Linked DNA regions of Homo sapiens: region 1 is linked to region 2. Evidence: chromatin loops called from intact Hi-C (ENCODE). Cell type or tissue: GM12878. All regions are shown on one strand. Links, peaks and the distances in the headings refer to the core of each region. The heading gives the core; the rest is flanking DNA.

Evidence for each region. Hi-C counts contacts between places; a loop is a spot of excess contacts. Peaks named below come from ENCODE experiments on the same cell type or tissue, not always from the same donor. Only the 100,000 strongest peaks of a DNase experiment are listed, where the experiment ranks them.
Region 1: it touches region 2 in a loop (3-fold over the local background); 7 of 110 quality-filtered maps call a loop at or near these places.

The regions. Positions count from the first base shown.
Region 1 is chr5:172,269,778-172,280,427 of GRCh38, forward strand. The region is part of intron 1 of UBTD2 (ubiquitin domain containing 2); the gene reads right to left. Among named protein-coding and RNA genes, the nearest start is that of UBTD2, 8.7 kb to the right of the region's middle. In GM12878, for the core only: no CTCF peak of the experiment used is centred there; a DNase peak (open chromatin) is centred at 5,534; H3K4me3 peaks cover 794 bases; H3K27ac peaks cover 1,750 bases.
Region 2 is chr5:172,218,269-172,228,918 of GRCh38, forward strand. The region is part of intron 2 of UBTD2 (ubiquitin domain containing 2); the gene reads right to left. Among named protein-coding and RNA genes, the nearest start is that of EFCAB9, 29 kb to the left of the region's middle. RefSeq lists enhancers at 5,551-5,600, 6,181-6,230. In GM12878, for the core only: no CTCF peak of the experiment used is centred there; DNase peaks (open chromatin) are centred at 5,813 and 6,773; H3K4me3 peaks cover 592 bases; H3K27ac peaks cover 2,908 bases.

The sequences.
Region 1 (10,650 bases), core at 3,134-8,133, 51 kb after region 2:
TCTTTAAGAGTCAGGGTAGGCCAGGCACGGTGGCTCATGCCTGTAATCCCAGCACTTTGGGAGGCCGAGGCAGGCAGTTCATGAGGTCAGGAGTTCGAGACCGGCCTGGCCAACATGGTGAAACTCCGTCTCTACTAAAAATACAAAAAATTAGCTGGGCATGGTTGCGCATGCCTGTAATCCCAGCTACTCGGGAGGCTGAGGCAGGAGAATTGCTTGAACCCAGGAGGCAGAGGTTGCAGTGAGCCGAGATCACGCCATTGCACTCCAGCCTGGGCGACAGAGCAAGACTCTGTCTCAATTTAAAAACAAAAAAACAAGAGTCAGAGTCTTGCTCTGTCACCAAGGCTGGAGTGCAGTGGCACAATCACGGCTCACTGCAGCCTTGAACTCATGGGCTCAAACAGATCCTCCCATCTCAGTCTCACCAGTAGCTGGGACTACAGGCACAGCTACCACCTGGCCTGCCTAATTTTTAATTTAAATACATTTCTTATGCTTAATCTGTGATAATACAGACTGAGTAGCTCTTATTCAAAAGTTCTGAAACTAGAAGTATTTAGAATTTTAGAATTTTTTTTTTTTTTTTTTTTTTTTGAGGTGGAGTTTCGCTCTTGTTGCCCAGGCCGGAGTGCAATGGTGCGATCTCGGCTCTTCAACCTCTGCCTCCCGGGTTCAAGCAATTCCCCCGCCTCAGCCTCCCGAGTAGCTGGGACTACAGGCGCCCACCACCACGCCAGGCTAATTTTTTTGTATTTTAGTAAAAGACGGGGTTTCAATGTTGGCTGGGATGGTCTCAATCTCCTGACCTCGTGATCTGCCTACCTCAGCCTCCCAAAGTGCTGGGATTACAGGTGTGAGCCACAGCACCCAGCCTAGAATTTTAGAGTTTTTCAGATTTGAATACTTGCAGCACACATACTGAGTATCCCTAATCTGAAAACCTGAAATCCTCTAATTTTGGATTAGGGATGTCCAACCTGTAGCATTAAAATTGTAACAGAATAAAACTCTGTTAGACTATAATAACCTACTACATTAGAATTTTATATAAAATAACCTTGCAAAATGCAGCATTACATGGGAATTAGTCTGTTAGAAGCACAAAAAACAAAAATTTTAAACCACTTCACTAATATCACCTATAATATAGTCTCACAACTTGGTCTACTTATGGCAATCCTGTCTTCCCAAATCTAATAACATATCTTAATAACTTCACATTTCACCTATCTCCTCTACAAGCTTCTTAGCAATCCCCCTAAATGCTATGTTTTTTCGTATCTCTGTACAAGTAATTTCCTCTACATACAGAATGATGCCCTTCTCTGCCTTTTCTTCATCTAATCCTCTTTTAAGACCAACTTCTTGGGCTGGGCGCAGTGGCTCACACCTATAATCCCAGCATTTTTGGAGGCCGAGGCTGGTGGATCACGAGGTCAGGAGATCAAGACCATCCTGGCTAACACAGTGAAACCCCGTCTCTACTAAAAATAAAAAAATTAGCCAGGCGTGGTGGCAGGCGCTTGTAGTCCCAGCTACTCAGGAGGCTGAGGCAGGAGAATGGCGTGACCCCAGGAGGCAGATCTTGCCGTGAGCCGAGATCGCACCACTGCACTCCAGCCTGGGTGACAGAGCTAGACTCCACCTCAAAAGAAAAAAAAAAAAAAAAGACCAACTTCTTGTATCACTGTTTCAGTGATGCTTTCTGACCCTGCCCCCCACTCCTCCTTGAACTTACATAATATTCATTGCTCTAGAGACTTTTTAAATTTTACCTAAGTTCTACTTAAATGTATGATTCCTCCAGTAGGCCATAAGGTACTTAATATACAGCAGGCCTTATTTACATCTCTAATTACAGCTAGCGTCAAGTGCTGGGAGTTGGAATAATGGAGGCTATTTTTTAAAGTTTCAGGAAGAAGCATCTTAACTCAAGAAATAAAGTAGTTGCCCTAAGTTGAAGGCAGATTCATAATTAAATGAACTGAACTATTTGTTACTCCACTCCTTTGGTACTGTCACATAGCCCACAAGCATGGAAATGATCTGAACCAATGCAAAGAAATAGTCTCACCTTGCTTATACCTAAAAGCCCACTACAATAAATGCAAAAAAAACTTAAAGGTTTTACTGTGAGGATAAGAACTCAATGAGAAAAGCCCAAGTCACTAATTCATTACTTAGTCAAGCTTTGAGCAAATGTAAATATAATTATGACCTCACACTCAAATAAAATTCATTTAGAATGATTTTCACATGTAAATATTTCATTTTTCTTAGATGTCTAACTTCAACAGAAATTCCACTTCAGAAAACAGAGCAATAATGGAAACTTCTAAGTTTCACTGCAAACATGCAAAAATAGGCATCACAACACCCAATGTACACTCAGCAGTATTTAACCGCTCAGCTCAATATACGGATATATTAAAAACCAAACTTGATTCTTGCTGACGGCATGTCAAAGTAGCTGATGCAAGACAAATACATGCTGATTGTTCTTGGCCAACACAAATGCATCTTTAAGTACATATGCATTAGTAAAGTCTCAGCCTATGGTCCTTGAACTACCAGTGACTCAAGAAAAGCTTGCTGGCAGCCTAGTACTGCCAGAAAAGCAGAAGCGGAAAGATGCGAGGGATGAGGGGCATGGGGAGAAGCAGGTGCAGTGGCCCCCCAAATGAAGATAACCACTCAGGTGGTCTGCAGTAAGGAAAAAATGAGAGTCATTAAATCAGCAAATTGATCATGTCCGGTTAATTTGATTATGTTGCTTAAACTAAATAAACCTAATGTATTCCTGCAACAAGATAAGAATGTGTTTTAGTCAAAAGCCACAAGAGATAATTAATTCATCAATGTAAAGGCAAAATTTTGTTACTAGTGATTTAACATTCTCATTAGAGGACTCACCTGGGTAAAGTAGTACTAAGAAGGTACTGCCAAAGCTTTGCATATACAGTAATAAAATCAGCCAGATTTAAAAATAAAACCCATCTATTAAAATCTGTCCAAAGAGGCCAGGTGCGGTCGCTCACGCCTGTAATCCCAGCACTTTGGGAGGCCGAGGCAGGCGGACCACAAGGTCAAGAGATTGAGACCATCCTGACCAACATGGTGAAACCCCATCTCTACTAAAAATACAAAAATTAGCTGGGCGTAGTCGCACACCTGTAGTCCCAGCTACTCGGGAGGCTGAGGCAGGAAAATCGCTTGAACCCAGGAGACAGAGGTTGCAGTGAGCCAAGATCGTGCCACTGCACTCCAGCCTGGGCGAGACAGCAAGCCTCCGTCTCTCCGTCTCAAAAAAAAAAATAAAAATAAAAATAAAAATCTGTCCAAAGAAGAGGCATTATAGACTAGGGCTATCAAAAGTTAGAAGAGTAAAAATTGCTATCATGTCTAATGGATTAAAGCTTCTGTCCATAAAATGCAGCACTAATAACTGATTCCTAAATAAATTTAAATTGGAGATGAAAACATCCTCAAATAATGCCCACTGCAAGATTCTTTTTAAAAATGCCTTCTGGCTGGGCATGGTGGCTCACACCTGTAATCCCAGCACTTTGGGAAGCCAAGGCGGGTGGATCACCTGAGGTTAGGAGTTCAAAACCAGCCTGGCCAACGTGGTGAAACCTCATCTCTACTAAAAATACAAAAATTAGCCAGGTGTGGTGGCACACGCCTGTAATCCCGGCTATTTCAGAGGCTGAGGCAGGAGAATCGCTTGAACCTGGGAGGCAGAGGTTGCAGTGAGCCGAGATTGTACCACTGCGCTCCAGCCTGGGCGACAGAGTGAGACTCCGTCTCAAAAAAAAAAAAAAAAAAAAAAAAAAAAAGGCTTTCCAACATAAATTCCAATCCTTTATTGATAGAAAATTGAAAATGGAGTGGGACTAGCCCAACGGAAGGTAGATGATCAGGAAGCAGCTACAATGGCCTATGTCAATTTTTAATGTAAACTCTAGTGCTAAAACTTTTCCCAAAGAGGATTCAGCTCTCCTCATGTCTAATATTTTCCGACTGTAGCTTCCTTGACCTATATATTAGGTTCTCATACCTGCCAACCCAGAGTACCACTGTATTTTCAACCTATATCTTCTTGCTGCCCATTTTCTTTTTGGTCCCCTCCCTACAACTCCACTCCTCCTAGTAAAATTTGCTGCCTTCTGCTTTGTATCATGTAAATGTCCTAAAAGTCTCTTGCCAAAGTGGTATGAAATTTTAGGCACCTCTCTCATAAAGCCCCAGAGCTCACCGACCCAGAAAATATGAAGGATTTTCACCTCCACTGTCACACTAGGGATACAAGGAGACTAAATCTTCAGTCCTCCTCATGCTCAATTTTGCTTTACTTTTTTTTTTTTTTTTTTTTTTTGAGACGGAGCCTCGCTGTGTCGCCAGGCTTGGAGTGCAGTGGCACAATCTCGGCTCACTGCAACCTCCACCTCCCGGGTTCAAGCGATTCTCCTGCCTCAGCCTCCCAAGTAGCTAGGACTACAGGCACGTGCCACCATGCCCAGCTAATTTTTGTATTTTTAGCAGAGACAGGCTTTCACCATGTTGGCCAGGATGGTCTTGATCTCCTGACCTCATGATCCGCCCGCCTCAGCCTCCCAAAGTGCTGGGATTACAGGTGTGAGCCACTGCACCTGGCTGTTTTACTCTTTACTATTGGCACAAACCAAAGAATAGAAGCATAAGAAAATTCAATAAACCAGTTAGATGATGTGTAGAACATAATGGACACTGAAAATACATAAGAAAGAAGTACACTGGACATTCTTGGTGAAGAAAGTCTTACAGAGAATGTGTTTGTCCTGAACCACACCAACCTCAAAAGGGCTACTGGTATATTCTGGAATTGTATACCTAAGAAGTCTACCTTGTTTTAGGATATGAGTAACAAACTACAGCTAGAATTTTTGCAAACACTATGTATTAGTCCGTTCTCATGCTACTATAAAGAACTGCCTGAGGCCAGGCGCGGTGGCTCATGCCTGTAATCCCAGCACTTTGGGTGGCCGAGGTGGGCGGATCATGAGGTCAGGAGATTGAGACCATCCTAACACGGTGAAACCCCAACTCTACTAAAAATACAAAAAATTAGCCAGGCATGGTGGCGGGCGCCTGTAGTCCCAGCTACTTGGGAGGATGAGGCAGGAGAATGGCATGAACCCAGCAGGTGGAGTTTGCCGTGAGCCAAGATTGCGCCACTGCACTCCAGCCTGTGCAACAGAGCGAGACTCCGTCTCAAAAACAAAGAACTGCCTGAGACTAGGTAATTTATAAAGGAAAGAAGTCTAATTGACTCACAGTTCCGCAGGGCTGGGGAGGCCTCAGGAAACTTACAATCACGGTGGAAGGGGCAACAAACACGTCCTTGTTCACATGGCAGGAGGAAGAAGTGCCGAGCAAAAGCGGGGAAAGCCCCTGATAAAACCACAAATCTTGTGAGAACTCACTCACTATCACAAGAACAGCATGGAGGTAACCGCCCCCATGATTCAATTACCTCCCACTGGGTATCTCCCATGACACGTGGAGATTATGAAAACTACAATTCAGGATGAGATTTGGGTGGGAACACAGCCAAACGGTATCACACCACAGCTAGAACCAAGTTACTGAACCAAATTATTTTCTGAAATTACAAGAATGATCCGTTCTAAATACAACCAGATTAGTTTCACAAGCAGAGACCTGCTTCCCTCTTTCCCAATTCAACAAAATTCAGTATACTAAGTACCTACTTACTATGTGTCAGGCCTGATTAGAGGTGATTTTCTTATTGCTTCACCCTTTATGAAACTCTCATGACTCAATTCTTAGTATTTTCCTCCTCTTTCACTTACTTATTAGCAGTCACTCACTTTTACACCTTCAGTCAACTCACCCCAGCTGATCCCAAAATCCACAATCATAGCCCTAAGCATCTAGGAGTTCCCTATCTAAATTTCCGTACCACACTACATGGTGACTCCACTTAGACATTCTTCTGTCACCTACACCTTAACATATACTGAATGCTAAACCAGGGCTTTTCCCAGATATCTTTCTTATTCCACAAAACCTGCCAAGCTACCTCAATATTCCTGGTCACTCGGGTTCATAAACATGGTATTATTTTACTTCTCCTTTTCTCTTCTGTACCCCTACATCCAATAAATCACCAACTCATTCCATTTTTTTCCCTCATGGGTTCCTCATCCTAGTCTCTTCCCACTTTAGGCAATCCTATACCAATGCTTCTCAAACATTAATGTACATAGGAAATCACTTGAGAATCTTGTGAAAATGCAGATTCTGTAGGTCTAAGGCTCTGAATTTCTAACATGCTCCCAAGGTGATGCCGATATTGCTGCTCCAGAGACAAAACTTTCTGAGCAGCAAAATACTAGACTGTAAATTCCTTTGAGGGCAGAGATTTTTTTTTCCCTGTTGTAATCCCAGTAACTAGTACATAATAGTGGTTCAACTAATATTTAGTGAATGATATTTAGCAGTCAGTACATTCTTTTCATCAGATAAGCTCTTCTCTTCAAGAGTCCACACTAACATCCTACGCAATACCTGTCCAGTTTCTCCATCATTTTCTCTCACACACACTGCTCAAGCCAAAGCAGCCACTTTACCAACGATTACCCCATGCATGTATTGTTTACAACCACTTCCAAGCTTTACTTCATAACCATTCTTCTATCTGGTATGTTTTTAAAAACATCATACAGGCCAAACAAAGCATGTTTGTTGACTGGATGTGACTCATGTACTATCAGTTTACAAACTGAGCTGGAGAATCAACTGGGGTGAAGATCAGTCCCCCACGCCTTCTGACCCCGTAATGTGGGCCAGTTGCATTATGTTCCTTAGGACAGATGGTTTCATTTGTAAGGTTCATTATTGGGGTGCAGAGACAAAGAAAGGGAGGGAGGGAAAGACGGAAGAAAGGGAAAGGGGGAGAGAAGGGAGGGAGGGAAGGAAGAAGACAAAAAAAGGAAACAAAATGGCCAGGCACAGTGGCTCACAACTGTAATTCCAGCACTTTGGGAGTCTGAGGCAGGGGATCACTTGAGGTCAGGATTTCGACACCAGTCTGGCCAACACAGTGAAACCCCGTCTCTACTAAACATACAAAAATTAGCCGGTGTGGAGGTGCACACGTGTAATCCCAGCTATTCGGGAGGCTGAGGCAGGAGAATTGCTTCAACCTGGGAGGCGGAGATTGCAGTCAGCCGAGATCATGCCACTGTACTCCACCCTGGGTGACAAAGCAGACTCTGTCTCAAAAAAAAAAAAAAAAAAAAAAAAAAAAAAGAAGGGAACAAAAAGAAGACGAAGTACATTTATGAATTACTTTTGTCAACTTTTTTTCTTTTTTAGCTACCCTGTTAACTGAATTGTCAACTTCTATAAACCATTTCACTGCTAATAACCTTTCATCAGATCAGACAGAGGAAATAAAAGTTTTCCACTTCTTGTTGAGAAAGCAAATGTTAGCTGTGAGATTTGCAAATTATTGGCTATAGATCTATTCTGTATACATCAGTGAAAGGTTACTTTATATTTAAAACTGAAACTAGAAGCACAAGCAACAGAAGAAAAAAATAGATAAATCGGACATCATTAAAATTACAAACTTTAGGTGATGCACGGTGGCTCACGTCTGTAATCCCAGCATTTTGGGAGGTCAAGGAGGGAGGATCACTTAAGCCCGGGAGTTTGAGACCAGCCTCAACAACACAGAAAGACCCCGTCTCTACAAAAATTTAAAAATTAGCTGGCTGTGGTGGTGCACACCTGTGGTCCCAGTTACTCAGGAGGCTGAACCAGGAAGATTGGCTAAGCCCCGGAGGTAGAGGCTGCAGTAGGCCATGATTACGCCATTGCACTCCATCATGGGTAACAGAGCGAGACTCTATTAAAAAACAACAACAACAACAACAACTTTGTACATGAAAGGACACCATCGAGAGAATGAAAAGACAACTCACAGAATGGGGGAAAATATCTGCATATCATATATTTGATAAGGGTTCAATATCCAGAATATATAAAACTCTTACCACTCAAAAAAAAAAAAAAAGCCAAATAACTCAAAAAATGAGCAAAGGGCATAAATATTTCTCCAGGGAAGATATATAAATGGACATGAAAACAGGTGCTCAACACCACTACTCATCAGGAAAATGCAAATCAAACTAAGAGATACTACTTCAGAATTGCTGTAATTTAAAAAATGGAATATAACAAGTGATGGTGAAAAGAGAGAAACTGGAACCATCATACACTGCTGGTAAGAATAAGTGGTAGAAAATAATCTGGTAGTTTCTCAAAAAGGTAAACACAGAATTACCATATGACCCATTAATTCCACTCCTATCCAGCTGAAAGAACTGGAAACAGAGATTGAAAACAGACACTTGTACACCAAAGTTCAGAGCTGCATCATTCACACCAAAATCTGGAAGCAGCCCAAATGTCCAACAGATGAATGGATAAAAAAAAAAGTGGTATATACATGGGCAGGAGTTGGAGACCAGCCTGGCCAACATGGTGAAACCCCGTCTCTACTAAAAATACAAAAAATTAGCCAGGCGTGGTGGTGCGTACCTATAATCCCAGCTACTCGGAGGGCTGAGACAGGAGAATCGCTTGAACCTGGGAGGTAGAGGTTGCAGCGAGCTGAGATCACACCATTGCATTCCAGCCTAGGCAGAGTGAGACTCTGCCTCAGGGGAAAAAAAAAAAAAAGCGGTATATACATACAATGGAATATTATTTAGCCATAAAAAGGATAGAGTACAAATACATGCTACAACAGGATGAACACGGGAGACTTTATGGTAAGTAAATAAACCACAAACAAAAGGGCAAATATTTTATGATTCTACATATAGGACCACACAACGTTGTGAATATAATCAATGCCACTGAATTACACATTTAAAAATGGTTGAGACGGTAATTGTTATATGTTTTGCCACAATTTTATTTTTATTTATTTATTTTGAGACCGAGTCTCACTCTGTCACCCAGGCTGGAGTGCAATGGCGTGATCCTGGCTCACTGCAACCTCTGCCTCCCATGTTCAAGCGATTCTCCTGCCTCAGCCTCCTGAATAGCTGGGATTACAGGCACTCGCCACCACCACACCCGGCTAATTTTTGTATTTTCAGTAGAGATGGGGTTTCTCCATGTTGGCCAGGCTGGTCTTGAACTCCTGACCTCAAGTGCTCTACCTGTCTTGGCCTCCCAATGTGGTGCGAATGCAGGCGTAAGCCACTGGGCCTGGCCAATTTTGTCACAATTTAAAAAAAGTAAACTACGGAAAAACAGAAAACTAGCATTCTTTATAGCAGCCCTGGGTTTAAGCTCTGACTGCCAGTTATAAGCTATGTGATGATGAGCAAGTTATTAAAGGTTGGTGCAAAAGTAATTGCGGTTTTTGCAATTAAAAGTAATGGCAAAGAACAAAACTATTTTTGCACTAACGTAATAACTGCTCTTGGCTTCAATCTTTATCTATGAAACAGAGATACTATCCACCTCATAAGGTTGTTAGGACCTGTTACATAATAAATACTGGATAAATGGTAGATGCTATTCAAAAACCATTGTTACTCACTGAGTAGGTGTCTGTAAGGCTGCTATAAATGGGTATCTGAAAGAACTCCATGATGTTCTCAAGACATTCTGGAATAGAGACTAAAGGAATGAATGTCCAGCATTCAGTTATTCTCTGTAAACCTGGAAACTTGTGACCACCACGGTCAGTTCTCTTAGGATATCACTGAATGCACAAAATAAATGACACACTCAGAAAGTGAGAAGTTACTTTGTACATCACTATACTTTCATTAAAGAGGTGAAGAAAGAAAAGGTTGTTGGTTGTCTTCAATTAATACAATTTTATTGGATTTTCTGCCCACATATTTATTTCAAAAAATCATAAAGGATTTAATTCCTTAGCAAATGTCATGGCTAAAGGCTTGTCTAGAGGTCCTAAATGCCAACTCCAGCATCACAATGTCATTCTAGTACGGCGGAGAACCATACAGAATGTCTGAAAATGTCAAAACAGGCTGGGCGAGGTGGCTCACGTGAAGTCAGGAGTTCAAGACCAGCCTGACCAACACGGTGAAACCCCATCTCCACTAAAAATATGAAATTAGCCAGGCACGGTGGCGCACGCCGGTAATGCCAGCTACTTGGGAGGCTGAGGCAGGAGAACTGCTTGAACCCGGGAGGGCGGAGTTTGCAGTGAGCTGAGATCGTGCCATTGCATTCCAGCCTGGGCAACAAGAGTGAAACGACGTCTCAAAAAAAAAAAAGTCAAAACAATGGGAAATTCTAGGAGCATGGAAGCTTAGAACTGTTAAATAATCTTACATAACTTCTATGACATACCTGTCTTGATTAAAAGTAGGCATTAAAAAAAAAAGGCTGGGCACAGTCGCTCACACCTGTAATCCCAACACTTTGGGAAGCACAGGTGGGCGGATTACTTAAAGGTCAGGAGTTCAAGACCAGCCAGGCCAACCTGGTGAAACCCCGTCTCTACTAAAAATACCAACAAATTAGCTGGGCATGGTGGTGGGCACCCGTAATCCCAGCTACTCTGGAGGCTAAGGTAGGAGAATCTCT
Region 2 (10,650 bases), core at 3,771-8,770:
TATTTTAATTAAAGGAAAACAACTTATAATGTCAGGATGCAGCAAAAGCAGTGATCACTGGGAAATTTATAATGCCCATATTAGAGAAGCAGAAATATCTAAAATCAATCAGTAAGCTTCCACGTTGGGAAACTAAAAAAAGAAAACCAATTTAAATCCAAAGTAGGCAGAAAAAAAATTAAAATAGAAATCAATGAAATGGAAAAAATCAATGAAAAAATAAAATCAACAAGGCTGGGCACTGTGGCCCATGCCTGTAATCCCAGCACTTTGGAAGGCCAAGGCAGGTAGATTGCTTGAGTCCAGGAGTTTGCGACCAGCCTGGGTAACATGCACAAAAAAATTTTTGCACAAAAAAATGCAAAAATTAGCAGGGTGTGGTGGTACATGCCTGTAGTCCCAGCTACCCAGGAGGCTGAGGTGGGAGGATGCCTGTCCCTGGGAGTTTGAGGCTGCAGTGAGCTGTGATCTCACTCCAGCCTGGGCAAAGAGTCAGACCCTGTCACCAAAAAAAAAAAAAATAAAAAAATAAAAAAAAAAATAAAAAATAAAAATAAAAAAAATTCAACAAAACCAAAAGCTGATTACAAGGTTTTATTGACCAAAAGGTCAATAAAATTGGTAAGCCTCTACCCAGGCTAGCCAAGAAAAAAAGAGGACACAAATTACTGAAATGAAAGAGAAGACATCACTACAGATCCCACAGATGTTGAAAGGATAATAAAAGAATATTATGAACAACTCTATGCCTACACATTTGATAAACCTAGATAAAATGGACCCATTCCTTGAAAGACACAATCTGCCAAAACTCACACAAAACAGACAATCTGAATAGGCCTACATCTATTAAAGAAATTGAATCAATAATTAATAACTTTCCAAAACAGAAAAGAACCAATTCCAGATGGATTCACTGGTAAATTCTATCAAACATTTCAGAAACAAATTATAACAATTCTCTGCAATCTTTTTCATTAGACAGAAAAGAGAATACAGCATTCCTCCCTTTACTCACAGTTTTGCTTTCTGCAGTTTCAATTTCTCTTGGTCAACTGTGGTCCAAAAATATTAAATGGAAAAATCCAGAATCACACAATTCACAAGTTTTAAATTATTTAACTTTCTGAGTAGCATGATAAAATCTCTTGCCATCCTGCTCCATCTGGCCTGGGACATGAATCAACCTTTTGTCCGGAGTATCCATGCTGTATACACCACCTGCCCATTAATCACTTAGTAGCCATCTTGGTTATCAGATCAACAGTTGCATTATCGCAGTGCTTTAATGGCCCTAAAACACAAGAGTAGTGGTGCTGGCAATTTAGATATGCCAAAAGAAGCCATAAAGTACTTTTTAAAAATGAAAATGTGGAGGTTCTCAAATAAATAAAGAAAAACATCTGTATGTTGCTGTTGCTAAGATCTAAGATAAGAACAAATTTATTTGTGAAGTTGTAAAGAAGGAAAAAAAACTCATGCTAGTTTTGCCGTGGCACTTCAAACCCCAATAGTTAAAACACAGTGCGTGACAAGCGATTAGTTCAGTTGAAAAAGGCATTACATTTGTGGGTGGAAGACAAGAAAAGAATTGTGTTCCAATTGACAGCATTTAGGTTCAGTACTATCCACAGTTTCAAGCATCCACTGGGGGTTCTGGAACATTCCAAGACCATATCTCCCCATGGATAAGGGGGTACCACTGTACTTCCTAACTCATTCTATGAGGCCAACATTACCCTAATACCAAAACCAAACATTACAAGCAAACTACAGACCAGTATCTCTCATGAACATAGACTGAAAAATCCTCAACAAAATATTAATGAATCAAATTCAACACTGTATAAATAATTATACACCATGACCAAGTAGGCTTTAGTCTCAAGTATTCAAGACTGGTTCAACATTTGAAAATCAATTAATATAATCCATAATATCAATAGGCTAAAGAAGAAAAATCACATGATCATATCAATAGATGCTGAAAAAGCATATAACAAAACCCAACACTGATTATCTGTACTAGGAATAGAAGGGAACTTCCTCAACTTGATAAAGAATATCTACAAAAAAGCTATAGCTGGCCGGGCACGGTGGCTCACGCCTCTAATCCCAGCACTTTGGGAGGCTGAGACGGGTGGATCCCCTGAGGTGGGGAGTTCAAGACCAGACTGACCAACATGGAGAAACTCCATCTCTACTAAAAATACAAAACTAGCCGAGCGTGGTGGCACATGCCTGTAATCCCAGCTATTCGGGAAGTTGAGGCAGGAGAATCACTTGAACCCAGGAGGTGGAGGTTGTGGTGAGCCAAGATTGGAGTGAGCCTGGGCAACAAGAGCAAAATTCCTTTAAAAAACAAAAAAACCAAAAAAAAACCTTATAGCTAAGACATACTTAATGATGAGAAACTCAAAGCTTTCCTACTAATTTGGGAACAAGACAAGGATGTCCCCTCTCATCACCACTTTTAAACACTGTACTGGAAGTCCTAGCTAATGCAATAAAACAAGGCAAGATAAGAAAAGGTATACAGATTGGAAAGGAGAAAATAAAACTGCCTTTGTTTGCAGATGACATACTGTCTATGTAAAAAATATGAAGAATCAACATAAAAGCTACTAGACCTAATAAGCAATTATAGCAAGGTTGCAAGATACAAAGTTAATATACAAAAGTCAACTGCTCTCCTATACATCAGCAATGAGCAAGTAGAATATGAAATTTAAAACACAATTTACATTAGCACCTCAAAAAGAAAATAGGTATAAGTCTAACGAAGTATGTATAAGATATGAAACAACAACAACAAAAAACCTTGATAAAATAATTACTAAATAGAGAAAGAGTCCATGTTCATGGATAGGAAGACTTAATATTGTCAAGATGTCAGTTCTTCCCAGCTTAGTCTATAGATTTGATGCAAATCCCAATCAAAATCCCAGAAGGAGGCTGGGCACAGTGGTTCATGCCTGCAATCCCAGTGCTTGGGGAGGCTATGGTGGGAGGATGGCTTGAGGCTAACAGTTCAAAACCAGCCTGGGTAACATAGCAAGGCCCCATCTCTACCAAAGAAATAAAAAATTAGCCAGGCATGGTGGTGCCTGCCCGTAGTCCCACCTACTTGGAAGACTGAGGAAGGACTGCTTGAGCCCAGCAGTTTGAGGCTGCAGTGAGCTATGTCTGGGCCACCATACTCCAGCCTGGGTGACAGAGTAAGACCCTATCTATAAATAAATAATAAAATAAATAAGTGAGCCAGTAAGTCATGAAAACACATGGCGAAAACTTAAATGCATATTAGTTAACTGAAAGAAGATAGTGTGATAAAGCTATATATAATATGATTCCAACTATTTCACACTTTGGAAAAGGCAAAACTATGAAGACAATAAAAAAGGTCAATGGTTGCCATGGGGTTAGGAGGGAGGCAGGGATGAATAGGTAGAACACAGAGGATTTTTTAGGATAGTGAAACTACTCTGTATGATACTATTAATGATGGATACATGTCAATATAAAGTTGTCCAAACCCACAGAATGTACAACACCAAGAGTGAACCCTGAACTATGGACTTCTGAGTGATAATGATGTTTCAATGTAGGTTCATTTATTTTTAACAAATGAACTACTCTAATGGTGAATGTTGATACTGGGGGAGGCTATGCATGTGTGGGAGCAGGGGGTATATGGGAAATCCCTGTTTCCTCCACTTAATTTTGCTGTGAACTTAAAACCACTCTAAAATAAATAAGGGAAAAATCCATATCATTTACTCAAATACTATTTGATTTCATTTTAAGTCTATAGGTTTATGGGTTACGCTCTTCCTGAATTAAATATCTGGGATCACAAAATATCAATAAAAGTAATATTTTACATTGTAGTCCATAACTGACTATTACTGCAGAATTACCTATTCAGAGCAGACTGGCCCCTTTGTGGCCTAGACTCTTGAACAACATAATCCCAATCCTCCACTATTTAATGGCCCCAAATCTCTACTAAAGACAAAGCTGCACTGATAGTAGTGGTTTCTACCACACAACCTCTTTAGGACCTAACAAGGATCAATAGGAAACAATTCTTACATTCTAGAGTCACTGCATAGACATTTACTGATCATCTTGAAGTGAGTAGGGCATGTCACTGGCACTGAGGAAAGAAGGTTATAAGAGAACCAAGACTGTCCCTGATCTCCAGGAGTATATATTCATGAGCAGATACAGCATACCCATCACAGATTTTAGTACAAATGGATACAATGAAAATCAAACACACGTGCTGAGACATCGCAGAACAGAAAAGTGACTAGAGTTGGTAGAGCCAACATGGAGGAATTCTGTAGAAATGGTGTGTTCTGGGCATGACTTTAAAGACACAGAATAGCAACGAAGGGAATCCCAAGAAATAGAAATGATACGGAAATAAGAATAATTACAAGGTAAATAGAGAATACCATGGGATCTTGTTGAAGTAGAATACAGATTCAATGATGTAAAATTAATAAATAGGCAGTAATAGTGAAATCTGATAGTAAGATTCAGGAGTTTAGGCTTAATACTACAGGAAATTACCAGAGGTGGCTAAAACAGGTAAATTAAACGTTCAACATTCACTGCCTTTTTTATGCTACTGGATATTCTAGGTGCTAAGGTTGTGCTGGTGAACAAGACAAAGCCTGCTGACTGTTTTATCATCTACCTGAAGAAAGAAAGATTGATTGGAATCATGACTGCCTGACTACAGAAATGGAAAAAAATCGAACTGAGAAATTCAAAGACAACTGGCAGAACCAAATGATGGGTTAGATTTGATGGAAAACCAAAAGGAAAGAATCATGTAACTGGAAACTAGAATGACAGAAAAAAATAGATAATTTAGGGTTACAAGATTCTTTGCTTAGCTTTTAATTGTTCCAGGTTCCATGAGATGCTTCAGCTGAATTATCTACAAGTAACTAAAGCAGATTGGGAAAAGTCAGGGTAAAATAAGTTTGGAGAGCAATAATTTCCAACATATAAGATTTAATATAAAAAAGCAAACACTTGGCCAGGCATGGTGGCTCATGACTGTAATCCCAGCACTTTGGGAGGCTGAGGTGGGCAGATCACGAGGTCAGGAGTTCGAGACCAGCCTAACATGGTGAAATCCTGTCTCTACTAAAAATACAAAAATTAGCCAGGTGTGGTGGCACGCTCCTGTAATCCCAGCTACTCAGGAGGCTGATGGAGGAGAATTGCTTGAACCCGGGAGGCAGAGGTTGCAGTGAGCCAAGATCACGCCACTGCACTCCAGCCTGGGCGACGGAGTCAAAAAAAAAAAAAAAAAAAAAAAAAAAAAAAGCACACTTAGGAGTGTTTACCACTGCTAACCCTGTCTAAGCACTTTACATACATTAACATTTAATCCTTACAAAAGCATTATAAGCTAAGTCTATTATACCCATTTTACAGATGGAAAAAATGAAGTAGAAAAAAGTAACTTTTGTCCAGGGTCACAGAACTAGTAAGTGGCCAAGTGTATAATGTATAGGAGGTACAGGGATTGGTTCTCAGATTAGTTAATGAGAAGGAGAAAATGTACTTGGAAGAGAACAAAAGACAGAGGACAAATACAAGGGATAAAAAGTTGAGAAATGAATCACAAGGAGCAAGAAACCAACAGTGCCCAGTGGAGCCCAACAACATATTTGCTGATGATGCCTACGACAGCTTAAAGAAGGAAATGGAAGATGAGCCCAAGTTGGTCCAAAGGAAATGGTGGTGACTGAGAGAAGTTTCAGTGGTATGAGACTGTCTCATCTACAGTATTTGAGAGGAGTGTGTGAAAAAAATGAGGCAACAGAAGATAGATGGTGATATGGTTTGGCTGTTCCCACCCAAATCTCGTCTTGAATTGCAATCCCCATAAACCCCACGTACCTAGGGAGAGGCCTGGTGGGAGGTGACTGGATCACAGGGGCGGCTTCCCCCAAGCTCTTCTCATAATAATGAGTTCTCATGAGATCTGATGTTTTTCATTTCTTTTTTTTTTTTTTTTTTTGAGACAGAATCTCACCCTGTCGCCCAGGCTGGAGTGAGGTGGCACAATCTCAGCTCACTGAAACCTCCACCTCCCACGTTCAAGCAATTCTCAGCCTCAGGCTCCTGAGATTACAGGTATGCACGACCATGCCTGGCTAATTTTTGTACTTTTAGTAGAGATGGGATTTCCCCATGTTGGCCAGGCTAGTCTCAAACTCCTGACTTCAAGTGACCTGCCTGTCTCTGCCTCTCAAAGTGCTGGGATTACAGGCATGAGCCACTGTGCCCGGCCAAGATCTGATGGTTTTATAAGGGACTCTTCCCGCTCTGCTCCTCACTCTTCTCTCTCCTGCTGCCATGTGGAGGCCTTGCTTCCCCTTTGGGGCCTTGCTTCCCCATCATGATTGTAAGTTTCCTAAGGCCCCCTCAGCCCTGTGGAACTGTGAGTCAATTAAACCTCTTTTCTTTGTAAATTACCTAGTCTCCGGCAGTTCTTTACAGCAGTGTGAAAACAGACTAATACAGAGAGGTTTGCTTAAAGAAACCCAGTATGTTTAAAGACAAAAGGGAAGGAACACTCTAAAAGTTGACAATACAGGGATTTTTCTATTTTTCCAAAATCACTTTTAGCTACATTTACAAAATTTACAAAAAATTTTACAAAACGTTTTAATTACCACCCACTGGCCACCAAGGGTGCAGTTCATTTAGCAATTACTAGTTTTAACATAGTTCTAGCCAGGATTGCTCAGATTGCTCACCTAACATCCTCTGTGGAAGGACAGGTTTTTTTTTTTTCTTCTCACAAACCTATTGTTGGCTTCATGTCCTAGCAGAGACAGATGGCCACCAGGCTAAATAAGTGCCAGGGCATCATTTCCCCAGGCCAGGAAGCCCTGAAAGCTCCTCATGGTAGGAAGAAAGCTGCCAAGTCTCCACCTTCTGTTCTGATTTCATACATAATTTTCTGAAGTTGTTTCTATTTATCTTTTATCTAGATGATTGGCTCAGATGTTTCTGTTTTCCTTGGTCAACTGTTTTCTTCTATGATTATTTTAAATTATGCCTCAAAATATTCCACTAGAAAATAAGAACGATAAAACTAAATTAGCTGACAAATAATACCTTTACTAAATGTCATTAGGACTAATGCTTTATACTGTTTTTCAAGCACTCTTTCAGGTTAGAAAGAAAGATGTATTTTTCAGCATTTAAAGGCCTCACTGTTTATCCCTCTGTGCTCTCACTCCCTTAAGACTGCAGCTCAGTGTTAAAAATTTTTACCACGTGAGACTTGCATCACTACATGAACAGGTTTGTAAAAGTTAAAAATCAGTGTTGGCAAGGGTGTGGAAATGTTTGTTATCTTGACTGTGGGGAGTTTTACATACATGTCAAAGCTGATCAAATTGTCCACTTTAAACATGCTGTTTAGTGTACTTAATAAAGTTGACAAACTTAATATTTAGATCACATTGGCAATCTGGTACAGAAAACCATCCTCCCAAAATGAAAGAAAGGGGCAATGTTCTAGAACTCCAAGGTTTTTGTAGCACTATGAGCCTCTTCCAAAGCCTGTAGGAATAAATGTCTTTGCTCCTGACTTCTCTTTTCTGAGTCAGAAGGCTTAAACTCTTTTTTTTTTTTTTTTTTTTTTGAGATGGAATCTTGCTCTGTTGCCCATGCTGGAGGAGAGTGGCACAATCTCAGCTCACTGCAACCTCTGCCTCCTGGGCTCAAGCAATTTTCCTGCCTTAGCCTCCCAAAGTAGCTGGGACCACAGGCGCCTGCCACCAACCCTGGCAAATTTTTGTATTATGAACTCTTCTACTTCTTGACAACCATGCCCTGCTATGGCAAAGGAAAGCCTTAACATTTGAGTTGGAAATTGCTAGAAAGAATGAGAACACTTAAATGACAGAATGAATGCAAAGGAATGAAACAGTGGGGTGAACGTTCAGGCAGTATACTCAAGCCTGATAGAGGGACATAAGACTCCAGGAGAAGCAGTGAGATGTGACAGAAGGAACCATGGCTTTGGAGTCAGTCATACCCCATTTGAATTAGACCCTGATTTTGGATATGGTGAGTCTGTTTCCTCAAGAATTATAGTACCTCCCTTATGAGGTTGTTGTAAAGATTAAATAATAAGCACGTGAAAAATTGCCTAGTACATATAACAAATCCATAGAAAACACACAATAATGTTGGCTGTCTTCTCTCAAGTTTTAAATCTCACAATCAGACTTACAGGGCAACACTCACCAACAGCAATGTCACAAAGGATCAAGGTTTCATAAAATTTGAGTCCATGGCTTCATATTTCATGGTGATTTCCACAAACCTGAATCACGCTAATGTCCAAAGGGCCATCAAAATTATCTTCCATCCAGATATTAGGTGCAGTTTTTCAGGATTGTAGAGATGCTAACAAATTACAGGTTCTCTCATGCAAACACTTTGCTAGGAATTATATATATCAAGTTTATATTTGGCAATCAGGCTTTAGAAGCAGAAGGTCTAGCTATCTCAAACTACCAAATCAGCCATCAAGACTGTGGCATTCAGAAAAACTAAGTCTATCATCTCTTTTAGTAAACATAAGTGAAAAGTGGCTTAACCTGTATACGTATTGTTGATGTCATATGATAGGCAAATCATGATTAAGAGCTTGTGTAACACTGCACCACAGTTTTAAGGGGGACACTGATCTTTAATTTTCAGTGCTCTAAAAGGGATAACGGAGCAGACTAGAAGCACCTGAACACAGTGGTCTGTGTAAAGCTGATCTGGCTTTACAGAAGTAGAAGTTGGTATAACATACTCCCTGGGACCATGTAGAAACCCTGTGTTCCTCTACCTCCACTACCCAGAATGGCATAAAAAGGAGGTCTTTTTCAGAGACAAGCCTTCTGACTCAGGGACAACCTCTCACCTCAGCTGTTTGCAGGCCTTTATTGCTCTAATTGAAGGAAAAGGTTGACAACAGCAGAGGAATAGATAAACTGGAATACATTTACAATTTATAACCCTGAACTATTTTTGTTTGAGGATAGAGAGAGAAAAATGATATAACATTTATTTTATGGTTAATCAGTCATCAGATCCTTCATTAAGGCCCTGTTTCATTTCTAAACCCTACAACAGTCCAGCAAAAATCCCATCTCCTGTGTAAATATATCTTCATGCCTTCATTCCTAAGCTTTATGTTTATGAATTAACTTATCAACTTTGTTAAATGACAAATTTTTTTTTTTTGTATTTTTATTAAAGATGGGGTTTTACCACGTTAGCCAGGATGGTCTCGATCTCCTGACCTCATGATCTGCCTGCCTTGGCCTCCCAAAGTGCTGGGATTATAGGCGTGAGCCACCATGCCTGGCCAAATGAAAAATTCTTTTTTTTTTTTTTTTTTTTTTTTTTGAGACAGAGTCTTGCTCTTGTCGTCCAGGCTGGAGTACAACCTATGCCTCCTGGGTTCAAGCAATTCTCCTGCCTCAGCCTCCCGAGTAGCTGGGATTACAGGCACCCGCCACCATGCCCGGCTAATTTTTGTATTTTTAGTAGAGACGGGGTTTCGCCATGTTGGCTAGGCTGGTCTCTAACTCCTGACCTTGTGATCCACCCACCTCGGCCTCCCAAAGTGCTGTGATTACAGGCATGAGCCACTGTGCCCGGCCTGAAAAATTCTTATAGGAACCTTTAAAGTCCACACCAAAATTCATGGCCTGCTTCTTAATGGGCCTCTGAAACACCTAAGGAAAATAGAAACAAGACTTACACACATGCATTTCCTGTCTATGTCTTAAGAGAATCTGCTTTTTTCTCTTTAACAATTTACTATTTTGAAGTATTCTATATAGTGTGCAAGAGAACTAAAACATTAGACATAGACTAAACACTGAAGATTACTTGTGCAATCACTTTACAGAACAGGGAGATGAAATGACTTGTCCAGGGCATTGAGTTGCATTAGTTACTGTTAGATCCAAGACTTGAGTTCAAATCCCAATTTCAAGACTTATACTTTGGAAGAATGATGCAACCTCTCTGTGCTTCAGTTTTCTGATCTGTGCAAAGTGGGGACTGTTGTAGGTGATTATTACAGGCATAAGAATTAAATGTTAATTCAAAACATGAGGGTGGGCACAGTGGCTCATGCTTGTAATCCCAGCACTTTGGGAGGCCGAGGCGGGTGGATTACTTGAGGTCAGGAGATTGAGACCACCCTGGCCAACATGGTGAAACCCGGTCTCTACTAAAAATACAAAAATTAGATGGGCGTGGTGCTGCACGCCTGTAATCTCAGCTACTCGGGAGGCTGAGGCACAAGAATTGCTTGAACCCAGGAGGTGGAGGTTGCAGTGAGCTAAGATCGCACCACTGCACTCCAGCCTGGGTGACAGAGCTAGACTCCGTCTCCAAAAAAAAAACATAAAATAAACAAATAAATAAAAACAACATGAGTTTTGAGTATTTTATTGCTGATTCTCAGTCCAGTGTTCTTTTCATACGTTGGTTCCTTACACATAACATGCTCTTTATACTATTTGTAAGTGCCTTTGTTTTTTTAAAAATTAAATTTTATTATACATAATGCACATTTAATATATTTTGAGA